Regions from separate parts of the Homo sapiens genome. Here regions 1 and 2 are each linked to region 3. The links are chromatin contacts, found by Hi-C or POLR2A ChIA-PET in ENCODE. All regions are on one chromosome and are shown on one strand. The core of a region is the stretch at or near the end of the contact, and the rest is flanking DNA. Distances in the headings are between cores, read along the strand shown. Region 1 overlaps CYP3A7-CYP3A51P (CYP3A7-CYP3A51P readthrough). Region 2 holds the start of CYP3A7 (cytochrome P450 family 3 subfamily A member 7). Region 3 holds the start of ZSCAN25 (zinc finger and SCAN domain containing 25).

Region 1 (4,208 bases), core at 110-2,609, 77 kb before region 3:
ATGTGCCACATGGACTGTGAACTTTGGTCGAGCCTTTGTGCCTAACCTGGTCTGATGCTCTGTCTAGGGCCTGGCCTCTGGATGGAAAATTATGAGCTTATCTCCACAGGGCCAGCAGCAGCAGTAGTCAGCTCTGTGGCTTAGATCATCTTTCCCGCATACCTGAGGCTTGTTTCCCTGATTCCAATTCTTCCAAGTGAGGGTTTTGTTGTCTAATTACTGCCCAGGAATTTCATATTTTTCCCTTTGCAAAAGCAATAATTTCCCCGCCACCTTTTCTAGGTCAGTTCTTTAGTAGATGTACCCCCCAAGATAAACATTCCTGGGATCTTTGTTTGCACAGGTAAAACATCAACCCTGAAATGTAGAAAACAGGAAAGTTTGTTTTTCAGTTTCAGTGAAAACGCTGAGCAAGTGTTGTAATTTGCTGTGTCCAATGTGTAGAGGGGACATTTTCTCAGAACTTCCATGTTAAGCTGGAAAACTGGAAAGTGAGTCCACTTTGTCATTCTGTCACTCACTCCTTTTCTCACTCAACAACATGCCTCAGACTTATCTAAATCTGCTAGACTAAAAGAGGTCCCTGATGTCTGTAACTTCCTAATTCTGCTAGAATTCTAGAGCGAGCTGATGAAATAAATGAAAAGGATGATGAACAGAGATAAAAGACTGTGCATTCCCTTCTGACACTCACTCTCTTTCCCTCAGCCTCAGTTTCCCCATGTGCCCCTGGAGGTGATCATTCAAGGATTTATGAGATTTTAGAGACAATACATGAAAAAGCAAAAAGGCATCAGAAAGACAAGGAGTTACCTAGTTTACACACAATGATAAGTCATTCAGTATCTACAGCACTTTGAGAAAATTCAAGAGTGATTTTAAATTTCCCATTTCAAATACCTCCTCTGTTTTCTCTCCTTTCCCTTATGATGTCTCCAAATAAGATTCCTCTAACTGCCAGCAAGTCTGATTTCATTGGATTCAACTGTTTTCAGCCCCAATTAGACGCAGGGTTAAGTATATTTGAAATATTAATCAAGGGAAGCATTTCCAAGATGGCCGAATAGGAACAGCTCTAGTCTGCAGCTCCCAGCAAGATTGAGGCAGAAGATAGGTGACTTCTGCATTTCCAACTGAGTCTTAGCAACAGGCAGACCAGGAGATACCCTCCCGTGCCTCGATCGGCAGGTGCCACACCCACGGAGACTTGCTCACTGCTAGTGCAGCAGTCTGAGATCCACCTGATATGCTGCAGCTTGATAGAGGAGGGGTATCAGCCATTGCTGAGGCTTGAGTAGCTTACTGTGTAAACAAAGAGGCCTGGAAGCACGAAGTGGGTGGAGCCCACCGCAGCTCAGCAAGGCCTACTGCCTCTGTAGATTCCACTTCTGGGGGCAGGGCAGAGTAGAACAAAACACAGGAGACAGACAGCCTCTGCAGACTTAAACGTCCCTGTCTGACAGCTCTGAAGAGAGCAGTGGTTCTCTCAGCACGGTATTCGAGCTCTGAGAACGGATAGACTGCCTCCTCAAATGTGTTCCTGACCCCCCTGTAGCCTGACTGGGAACCACTTTCCAGTAGAGGCCGACAGACACTTCAAACATGCGGGTGCCCCTCTGGGATGAAGCTTCCAGAGGAAGGATGAGGCAGAAATATTTGCTGTTCTGCAGCCTCTGCAGGTAATACCCAGGCAAACAGGGTCTGAAGAGGACCTCCAGCAAACTCCAAAAGACCTGCAGCTGAGGAGTCTGACTGTTAGAAGAAAAACTAACAGACAGAAATAGCATCAACATCAACAAAAAGGACATCCACACCAAAACCCCATTTGTAGGTCACCAACATCAGAGACCAAAGATAGATAAAACCATAAAGATGGGAAGAAACCAGAGCAAAACAGCTGAAAATTCCAAAAAACAGAGCATCTCTTCTCCTCCGAAAGATCACAGCTCCTCACCAGCAAGGGAACAAAACTGGACAGAGAATGAGTTTGATGAGTTGACAGAAGTAGTCTTCAGAAGGTCGGTATTAGCAAACTTATCCGAGCTAAAGGAGCATGTTCTAACCCATCACAAGATAGCTAACAACCTTGGAAAAAGGTTACATGAATGGCTAACTAAAATAAACAGTGTCAAGAAGACCTTAAATGACCTGACAGCTCAAAACCATGGTACAAGAACTTCGTGATGCATGCACAAGCTTCAATAGCCGATTCGATCAACTGTAAGAAAGGATATCAGTGATCAAAGATCAAACTAATGAAATAAAGCAAGAAGACAAGATTAGAGAAAAAAAAGTGAAAAGAAATGAACAAAGCCTCCAAGAAATATGGGACTATGTGAAAAGACCAAATCTACATTTGACAGGTGTATCAGAAAGGGACAGGGAGAATGGAACCAAGTCAGAAAACACTCTTCAGGATATTATCCAAGAGAACTTCCCCAAACTAGCAAAGCAGGCCAACATTCAAATTCAGGAAATACAGAGAACACCACAAAGATACTCCTCAAAAAGAGCAACCCCAAGACACATAATTATCAGATTCACCAAGGTTGAAATGAAGGAAAAAATGTTAAGGGCAGCCAGAGAGAAAGGTCGGCTTCCCCACAAAGGGAAGTCCACCAGACTAACAGCAGATCTCTCAGCAGAAACCCTACAAAACAGAAGAGATTGGGGGTCAATATTCAACATACTTAGGGAAAAGAATTTTCAACCCAAAATTTCTTATCCAGCCAAACTAAGCTTCATAAGTGAAGGAGAAATAAAATACTTTACAGACAAGCAAATGCTGAGAGATTTTGTCACCACCAGGCCTGCCTTACAAGAGCTCCTGAAGGAAGCACTAAACATGGAAAGAAAGAACTGCTACCAGACACTGCAAAAACATGCCAAATGGTAAAGACCATCGATGCTATGAAGAAACTGCATCAATTAATGGGCAAAATAACCAGCTAACATCATAATTGCAGGATCAAATTCACACATATCAATATTAACCTTAAATGTAAATGGGCTAAATGCCCCAATTAAAAGACACAGACTGATGAACTGGATAAAGAGTGAAGACCCATTGGTGTGCTGTGTTCAGGAGACCCACCTCACATGCAAAGACACACATAGGCTCAAAATAAGAGGATGGAGGAAGATCTACTAAGCAAACAGAAAGCAAAAAAAAGCAGGGGTTGCAATCCTATTCTCTGATAAAATAGACTTTAAACCAACAAAGATCAAAAAAGACAAAGAAGGCCACTACATAATGATAAAGGGATCAATTCAACAAGAAGAGCTAACTATCCTAAATATATATGCACCCAATACAGGAGCACCCAGATTCATAAAGCAGTCCTTAGAGACCTATAAAGAGACTTAGACTCCACACAATAATAATGAGAGGCTTTAACACCCCATTGTCAATATTAGACAGATCAATGAGACAGAAGGTTTATTTTATTTTATTATTATTTAAGTTTTAGGGTACATGTGCACAATGTGCAGGTTTGTTACATATGTATACATGTGCCATGTTGGTGTGCCACACCCATTAACTCGTCATTTAGCATTAGGTATATCTCCTAATGCTATCCCTACCCCCTCCCCCTACCCCACAACAGTCCCCGGAGTGTGATGTTCCCCTTCCTGTGTCCATGTGTTCTCATTGTTCAATTCCAACCTTTGAGTGAGTACATGCGGTGTTTGGTTTTTTGTCCTTGCGATAGTTTGCTGAGAATGATGGTTTCCACCTTCATCCATGTCCCTACAAAGGACATGAACTCTTCATTTTTTATGGCTGCATAGTATTCCATGGTGTATATGTGCCACATTTTCTTAATCCAGTCTATCGTTGTTGGACATTTGGGTTGGTTCCAAGTCTTTGCTATTGTGAATAGTGCCACAATAAACATAAGTGTGCATGTGTCTTTATAGCAGCATGATTTATAATCCTTTGGGTATATACCCAGTAATGTGATGGCTGGGTCAAATGGTATTCCTAGTTCTAGATCCCTGAGGAATCGCCACACTGACTTCCACAATGGTTGAACTAGTTTACAGTCACACCAACAGTGTAAAAGTGTTCCTATTTCTCCACATCCTCTCCAGCACCTGTTGTTTTCTGACTTTTTAATGATCACCATTCTAACTGGTGTGAGATGGTATCTCATTGTGGTTTTGATTTGCATTTCTCTGATGGCCAGTGATGATGAGCATTTTTT
Region 2 (3,943 bases), core at 786-3,285, 120 kb before region 3:
ATTGTGATCAGTATCAGTTGGGAAGCTACTTGCAGTCACTGAGCCTCAGTTTCTACATCTGTAAACTGGGGATAGTAGCATGGCCCTATTTAATGTGCTCAGCGAAGCCACTGAAAGGAGACAGAAATGTACCAGAATTCCCTGGACTTTTATCCTACTTCTCCTGGGGATTGTCACCCACCTACCCGTGTCTGTCCTTTGTTGCTTTGACGCTGTCACTTCTTTTCTTAGGTACCTCTCTGTAGGGCTCCATTATTCCAGGGATTCCAGAGTTACAGCACATGCATACCTCCATCCAAGCATGTTTATTTGTCTCCTGCTTCACTAGGCTGTCCCCAAGGAACATGTGGCTCCCGGCACATACCTGGCACAACACTGCACATGACATTCACCCACTTGGCCTTGAATCTGACAAGGAATCTGGCATGATGTTCACCTGCTGAGGCCAGGTGCCGAGCAGCCCTGGAGGCTTAGGGGCCAGAGGGATGGGAAAAGGTGTCTTTCTGGGGTGAGTATCAGTTTCTGCAGGAGTGCTGAACCTGAGAAAGAATAAAGAGAGAAGGAAGTGAACAAGCACAGCTTAAACATCATCTGTTTCTACTGAGTTTTAACAACTCTGAGATTTTGTTTGTCATGGAATCCATTTCTCAGGCCAAGCAGACACAGAACTTGGGTGTGAGTGATGATAATGAGCTGATATAATTTTCACACCCTCATCACTGAGATCTCTCCCATCAGGAATGGGTCACAGGGCTCACAGGTGGCAGCAACTGTTATTACAGGCCTCATCTCTACCAGCTCCTGGCACCTGCTCTCCTCCCATTAGAAAATCCTCCACTTGTCAAAAAGGAAGCCATTTGCTTTGAATTCCAATTCCACCCTCAAGAGGCTGGGACCACCTCATTGGAGTCCTTGATGCTGTGTGACCTGCAGTGACCACTGCCCCATTGTTGCTGGCTGAGGTGGTTTGGGTCAACCTGGCCATCTGGGCAGCTGTTCTCTTCTCTTCTTTCTCCCCTACTGTTTCCAGACATGCAGTATTTCCAGAGAGAAGGGGCCACTCTTTGGCAAAGAACCTGTCTAACTTTCTATCTACGGCAGGACTTTTGAAAGCTACAGAGGAAGAAGCACAAATTGATGCTATTCCACTAAGCCATCAGCTCCATCTCATCCATGCCATGTCTCTTTTTTAGGGGTCCTCTTGCCAACAGAATCACAGAGGACAAATCTGAAAGTGCAGAGACAGCAGCTGAGGCACAGCCAAGAGCTCTGGCTGTATTAATGACCTAAGAAGATGGAGTGGTCACCAGAAAGTCAGAGGAAGTGACACACAGGGGCCCAGCAATCTCAGCCAAGTCAACTCCACCAGCCTTTCTGGTCCCCACTGTGTGTACAGCACCCTGATAGGGACCAGAGCCATGAGAGTGAGTAAGACCAGACTATGCCCTTGAGGAGCTCACCTCTGCTAAGGGAAACAGGCCTGGAAACACACAATGGTGGTAAAGAGGAAAGAAGACAATAGAACTGCATGAAGGGGATGGAAAGTGCCCAGGGGAGGAAATGGTTACTTCTGTGTGAGGGGGTTGGTGAGGAAAGACTCTAAGAGAAGGCTCTGTCTGGCTGGGTATGAAAGGATGTGTAGGAGTCTTCTAGGGGGCACAGGCACACTCCAGGCATAGGTAAAGATCTGTAGGCATGGCTTGTTGGGATGAGTTTCAAGTATTCTGGAATGAGGACAGCCATAGAGACAAGAGGAGAGTTAATAGATTTTATGCCAATGGCTCCACTTGAGTTTGTGATAAGAACCCAGAACCCTTGGACTCCCCAGTAACATTGATTGAGTTGTGTATGATTCTACATAGAATATTAACTCAATGGAGGTCAGTGAGTGGTGTGTGTGTGATTATTTGCCAACTGCCGAGGTGGAGAAGCCTCTTCCGACTGCAGGCAGAGCACGGGGGCCCTGCTACTGGCTGCAGCTCCAGCCCTGCCTCCTTCTCCAGCATATAAACAATCCAACAGCCTCACTGAATCACTGCTGTGCAGGGCAGGAAAGCTCCACACACACAGCCCAGCAAACAGCAGCACGCTGCTGAAAAAAAGACTCAGAGGAGAGAGATAAGGAAGGAAAGTAGTGATGGATCTCATCCCAAACTTGGCCGTGGAAACCTGGCTTCTCCTGGCTGTCAGCCTGATACTCCTCTATCTGTGAGTAACTGTTCAGGCTCCTCTTCTCTGTTTCCTTGGACTTGGGGTGCTAATCAGGCCTCTCTTTCCCTTATCTGTTTTGAATAGCAAAAAGGATGTTCAGGCTGGCCGTGGTGGCTCACACCTGTCATCCCAGAACTTTGGGATGCTGAGCAGGTGGACTGCCTGAGGTCAGGAGTTCAAGACCAGCCTGGCTAATATGGTGAAACCCCATCTCTACTAAAATTACAAAAATTAGCTGGGCATGGTAGTGCATAACTGTAGTCCCAGCTACTTGGGTGGCTGAGGCAGGAGAATTGCTTGAACCTGGGAGGCGGAGGTTGCAGTGAACTGAGATCATGCCACTGCACTCCAGCCTGGGTAACAGAGTGAGATTCCATCTCAAAAAAAAAAAAAGAGAAAAAAAAGAAAAAAAAAGATTTTCAAGGAGAAGTAGCTTAAGTGTTGGATGCTACAAACATATAGAGGTTATGATGGATGTTTTGCAGATCTATAAAGGAATAAATAAGCATCTCCCCCATTCATCTTTAGTGGAAAGAAGGGTTTAGGGACAGCATTGATTGAGGATAATCTAATAGACAATGGTTTGTACCCAGCTTACCAAACCAGAATTTGGATTTTACATTTTTCCCTTTAAGTTGCAGGAGAAGAGGGTGAATCTTCTCACCAGTGAGATCCTGGCATCCTAGAGCAGGTGGAGAGAAGAGTCACTCCCTACTGTGTGTACTGGAGGCTTCCCGCCTGTCACATTTTACTTCTAACTCAATTTCACAGTTATTAAGAGTAAGGAATCATGGTCACATGGAAACAGAAAATACAAACCTCGTTTTAATTCTTTCACAGAAAAGTTAGCAATTCAGTGAGTTGTGGTAACATAGTTTCCATCTACTGGCAATTTAACATGAATTGGTGTGGCTTAAATTCATCCTTTTTAAAGCCAGATTTTTTTGGAGATAGACTATTTCCAGCATGTTCCTTCTGAGTGATAAAAGAGGGCTATTAGTTCAGTATTTGTGACAATAAATGTGTATAAGATAACCTCACCTTTCCAGAATAATGTCAGGAATATGAGTCTAATGTACAAATATATATCTCTAGGACAAGACTGCATATGTCTTTTTAAAAATACTTTCCCAAGAGTTTATTTTAATACCCCCATTTCAAATACACCTGCTTAGCAGGTTATCCTAAACTCTCAGGGCTAGAAAGTAAGCAAGACTGTGAGCCAGTGATGATAGCAAAAGCATCCAGGTAGGATCAAGATGAAGTGAGAAAATATTCCTTACCCCTCAGGGTAGAACTCCAAATAGATATTCATGGGTCCTGGCCCCCTAGTGGAGGTCACTTGAAGGACAAACATGTTGGCATCTCATCTGCTTGAAGCCTGGACACAAGGGCACCATCAGTGTCACTCTGTGTGTGGCTGGCCATGTTGTGGGGCTGTCACTACAGATTCTGGCAGTCAGGCAGACAATACCTTAGCCTTAGACGATGCCGGTACAGCCCAGGATTCAGAAGCTATAGTGTAGACCATGCCCTTCTTAGGCCTATACAATTACATGCAATAGATGATGGATTTTTCTGTTAGCCTCTTCATTGTAACAAAAAGCAGCATTACTCTACCAAACAGAGGGGAGCTGGAAAGAAACTAAACAGTTTGCCAAGCACAGCCTCTGCCTTGACGTGGAATCATGTGAATCTAGACACTCACCTAGATCTTTCCTCGGGGGCCAAT
Region 3 (4,224 bases), core at 959-3,458:
CAAGACACACTGGGAGCTTACCCTCCTGAAACTCATATGCTGGTACAGCAGACAGAAAAAGTCAAATGGAAGCAACTCTTTTAAAAACTGCAAGTGGAGACAAGTTCTAGAAAGAAAATAAGTAGGGTGCTCTGTTAACAGGGGGCAACTGACTTGAAGAAGGCTTTTCTAAAGACATGATACCAGGCTGACTCAAGGATGAGAATGAGTCAGTCATTCTAAGAGCATTCCAGGCAAAAGCCCTGAGGCTAAGAAATTACTCTGGGTGTCCAAGAACAAGCCATATCCCAGTGTGGCTTCAGCAGTGACGAGCAGAGCTGCACCAGAAGAGGTGGCAGAGGCAGACAGAAACCAGATCACCCAGAGCCTGCGCCACAGAAAGAATTATGAACTTTATTCTTATTTCTTACTTTAGCGAGGAACTACATGTTTTATAAAAGTCATTCTGCCTGTGTGTTGACAGGGAATAGGCTAGAGGTGGCAAGAGGGAAATGGCACTTACAGTGATTCAAGCAGATGATAAGGGCTTAGATCAGGGTGGTGGCAAAGAGTCAGACAAAATCAAGACGTATTTTGGAGATTAAAACCAACAAACTTGCTGATGGCTTAGATGTGATGGTGCGCTCAACCTGAAAAAGACAATGGAGCAACATATATACCATTATGACAAATGACCTAAAGATTTCTAACTTGTACAGGCTTTACTCTTTAGAAAGCATGTGAACACATATTTCATCTAATACTTAAAACACTTCTGTAGGATGAGTGCTACTCCTCCTACTTCTCAGAAGAAAAAAAAGAGACTAGATGATAACTGCCTCCCAAAATACATGGTACAGATTGAAAAAAAAATGTGAAGTCAAAAAGAGAGAAAACTAATCTAAGTCCAAGTACTCAAGGAAAAGAAGAGGCTTGAAGTAGACTGGAGAATGAGTCCTATTTACCTCCAAGTGGATTATGCGGAAGACCTAGACTGGGAAGACAGACTTGGAAGTCCAAAGCACCAGGGGAAGGAGATCCTGCTTGTCAGAAAACGGAAAGATCACCTGACTGGAGCAGAGAATGGGCAGCTGGCAGGAGGCACACCCCAAAGCTTCTGCTAAATATTCTATTGTGAGTTTGTGTATTTATCTACCCCCACTTAAACCAAGTTTATATTTTCAGTCTATTCATTGACTCTGCAACATTGAGATTTCTCTTTCATTCCTTTCTAGCTATTGCATTGGTTCACTCCACTAGTGCATTTAATGCACTACAGTGCAAATGTTTACCCATGTGTCTCCCTCTAACAGATTCCCTGGAGGCAAGAAAGATCCTCATTCATCTTTTATCTCTGCCATTTGACAAATAGAAATTGCCCCATTGCTATTCTTTATCTCCCCCCACCCATTGTGACTCTTTTGTTTTGTTTCTGAGACAGGATCTCAGGGTTTTATCACCCCAGCTGGAGACCAGTGGTGCGATCACTGCAGCCTTTGCCTCCTAGGATCAAGCGATCCTCCCACCTCAGCCTCCCGAGTAGCTGGGACTACTGGCGAGTGCCACCATGACCAGCTAATTATTTATTTTTGTAGAGACAGGGTCTCCCCATGTTGCCCAGGCTGGAGTGCAGCGGCATGAATGTAAGTCAGTGCAACCTTGAACTCCTGGGCTCAGGCGATCCTCCTGCCTCAGCCTCCCGAGTAGCTGGGACCTCAGGCGCGTGCCACCACGCCCGGCTACTTTTCAATTTTTGTAGAGACAGGGTCTCGCTATGTTGACCAGGCTGGCTCATCACTATTCTTTAAATAAGTGTCCTATGTGATTACTTTCACTTTGCACAGAGTTCTGCTTTGGTTCAAGATCTCTTCGGGTTCGTGGCCAGCCCTGCACTAAGCCAAGCCTGGCAGAGCGGGATCAGCCTCGCTCCTACCTGAGCCTACAGCGCGGCGGCCCCTCAGCGTCCAGACCCGCAGGGCCTCGGGGCCGCTGAAGGCAGCTCCTGAGAGACTTGCCGCCCTCAGCCGGGGCTGAGCGGAGGGAGACGGGCTCTACTGCAACCCCGCTGCCGCCGAGCCCCGTAGCGGCACCAAAACCCGTCCCCGCGCCCGTTTACCACTTCGCCCGCCACCCGCTGCGGCCCTGAAGAGGCTCTCACCCGCCGCGGCCCTGAAGGGCCTCTCACCCGCTAGGGTCGCCAGTGCTATCCGCGGTCCGGAAGTGAGCTGCGGACGCTGTTAGACAGGTGCGTAAGGAAAGACTCGCTTCCGTGTCCTCTCTAGGATGCTCGGAGGTCTCGGCGGATGCGTCTCGATGGTTGCTGATCCCAGCCTGCTGTTCCGAACCCGGCGAGGCGAAGACCACCAGGGCTTCCCCAGGATTGACTGCCCAGCTCGAGGCGCTCTGTGGCTAGGCCCCTTCCACTTCCGTGCCATTTCACCTGCTTGCCCTCCGTGGAAAGGACTCGGTGCATCGCCAGATACACTACTGGACACAGCACCTGCCCCAAGGGGCTTTAGAGTCCAGTCGGTCAATGCGCGACTATTCCGGCTGCGAGGGCCTTGCGCGAGGCGTAGGGGCAGAGGAGATAGGGGGCGCACTGGATCTAACCGGCTCACTTAAGAGGCTCCTGACCCCGGGTAGTGTGCGTGCGTGTGTGTATGTGTAGTCAGGGAAGGCTTCCTGGAGGAGCCAGCATCGGAGCTGTTTTTTGTGGGGGGTTTTTGTTTGTTTGTTTGTTTGTGTTTTTTGAGAAAGAGAGAGAGAAGTCTTGTTCTGTCTCCCAGGATGGAGTGCAGTGGTGAGATCATAGCTCACTGCAACCTCGAAGCCCTGAGTTCAAGCAATCCTCCCACCTCAGTCTCCTGGGTAGCTGGGACTTTTTTTCAATTTTTTGCAGAGAGGGGGATCTCTCTATGTTGCCCAATCTGGTCTCCAACTTCTGGACTCAAGCGATCTTCCCCCCTTGGCCTCCCAAAGTGCTAGGACTGCAGGCGCAAGCCACCGCGTCCAGCCTGAAGGCAGTCTGTCTCAACTGGGTGGCCCAGTGTTACTCCAGAATCCACTCAGGAAACAGGAAACCCTCTTGTCTTACTCTTCTCCAGCACTTTGCAAAGTGTCTGGTACAATATTTGCTAAAAATATACACTTATAGAGTAAATGAACTCCTAGAATATAACATAGGTGTTAGACCATCTCACTTTATCCTCCATGTCTCTGTCCCACTTTCATATTTTTCTTGTCTGCCCATATTTGACTTGGGTTTATGTCTTCACCTTTTTATTAATAATCCACTTTTCAGCTGTTTCTAATGTGCTACAAAATCCACAGTTGTTGTTTTTTTGTTTTGTTTTGTTTTGTTTTTTAAGAGACGAGGTCTTGCTGTGTCACCTAGGCTGGAGTACAGCGGTGCTATCATAGCTCACTACAGCTTCCAACTCCTGGGTTCAAGCAATCCACCTCAGCTTCCCAAATAGCTGGGACTACAGGCATGAGCCACCACACCCAGCTAATCTTTAAAAAATGTTTTGTAAGGACAGGGTCTCACTATGTTGCCCAGGCTAGTCTTAAACTCCTGGGCTCGAGCAATCCTCCCCACTTGGCCACCCATATTTTTGTTTTAATTAATATATTTTTTCCATTTCTAGAATTTCTATTTGATTTTTTCCAAATATTCTAGATCGATCTTTTAAAAGAATTTACCGATATGTTTAAGCTTTTCTTTGTACATAGTAAATATAGTTGAGCCTGATAATTCTGAGATCTGAAGTCCCCTCAGATATCTTTCTGTGATCTGCTATTTCCACTGTTTTTGATGGTGCCACTTCCACCAGCAGTACCTAACAGCATCCATTTCCCATATCTCATCATCTCTGCCATTATCCAGCTTTAATTTTTGCCAATTGACAGGTGAAGTAAATGTTACCTCATTTTTTAATTTGCATGTTCTTCATTATAAGTGAGGTCAGTCATTATTCCTACTTTCATTAACTTCTTGCCTTCCCTTTTCTGTGAACGGACTTTTCTTTGTGTTTCTATTAAGCTGTTTATCTCTTTCTTATTGATTTATGAGTTCTGGGGACATTATATAATGTCCCTAGAGCATTAAATAATGTCCCCAGGACATTAATTGGGGGCATTCCTCAAACATACCTTCCTCGAACATACCACAGTACCTTGTTTCCTTGTGTGACAGGCTGCTCATTTTCCTTGGAAACATTTTTGTGAAATTTCTTTGAGTTCCAG

What was found. A loop is a pair of places that touch in the nucleus more often than their neighbours do. ChIA-PET counts read pairs that join two places held with the same protein, here RNA polymerase II (POLR2A). Pooled maps may share reads with other maps.
Region 1: POLR2A ChIA-PET joins it to region 3 with 26 read pairs in HepG2. The contact joins the enhancer-like site here to the promoter of ZSCAN25 in region 3. POLR2A ChIA-PET finds 5 or more read pairs at or near these places in 7 of 52 experiments (CD4-positive, alpha-beta T cell, CD8-positive, alpha-beta T cell, Caco-2 and 3 more).
Region 2: a loop to region 3 is called in a pooled map, with 2.7 times the contacts of the local background. The contact joins the promoter of CYP3A7 here to the promoter of ZSCAN25 in region 3. A Hi-C loop is called at or near these places in 1 of 168 maps with a recorded cell type or tissue (mammary epithelial cell) and 2 of 50 pooled maps. POLR2A ChIA-PET finds 5 or more read pairs at or near these places in 2 of 52 experiments (MCF 10A and activated naive CD4-positive, alpha-beta T cell).

Annotation. Positions count from the first base shown.
Region 1 is chr7:99,690,687-99,694,894 of GRCh38, reverse strand. All of the region lies in intron 14 of CYP3A7-CYP3A51P (CYP3A7-CYP3A51P readthrough), which reads left to right. It also overlaps a transcript of ZSCAN25 not described here and the pseudogene CYP3A51P. Among named protein-coding and RNA genes, the nearest start is that of CYP3A5, 13 kb to the right of the region's middle. Within about 2 kb of position 1,359, at least 5 of the 41 ENCODE cell types and tissues checked have a DNase peak (open chromatin) inside an H3K27ac peak, as active enhancers do.
Region 2 is chr7:99,733,288-99,737,230 of GRCh38, reverse strand. It overlaps CYP3A7 (cytochrome P450 family 3 subfamily A member 7), which reads left to right and starts at 2,035. Exons shown (of 13, transcript NM_000765.5): 1 at 2,035-2,208. The coding sequence starts at 2,138. CYP3A7-CYP3A51P (CYP3A7-CYP3A51P readthrough) reads left to right here and starts at 2,035. Exons shown (of 15, transcript NM_001256497.3): 1 at 2,035-2,208. The coding sequence starts at 2,138. It also overlaps a transcript of ZSCAN25 not described here. RefSeq lists enhancers at 567-578, 1-875, 1,860-1,890 and promoters at 1,896-2,138, 1-2,138.
Region 3 is chr7:99,614,930-99,619,153 of GRCh38, reverse strand. ZSCAN25 (zinc finger and SCAN domain containing 25) reads right to left here and starts at 2,208. Exons shown (of 8, transcript NM_145115.3): 1 at 2,138-2,208; 2 at 503-629; 3 at 22-106. RefSeq lists enhancers at 2,173-2,492, 2,083-3,062.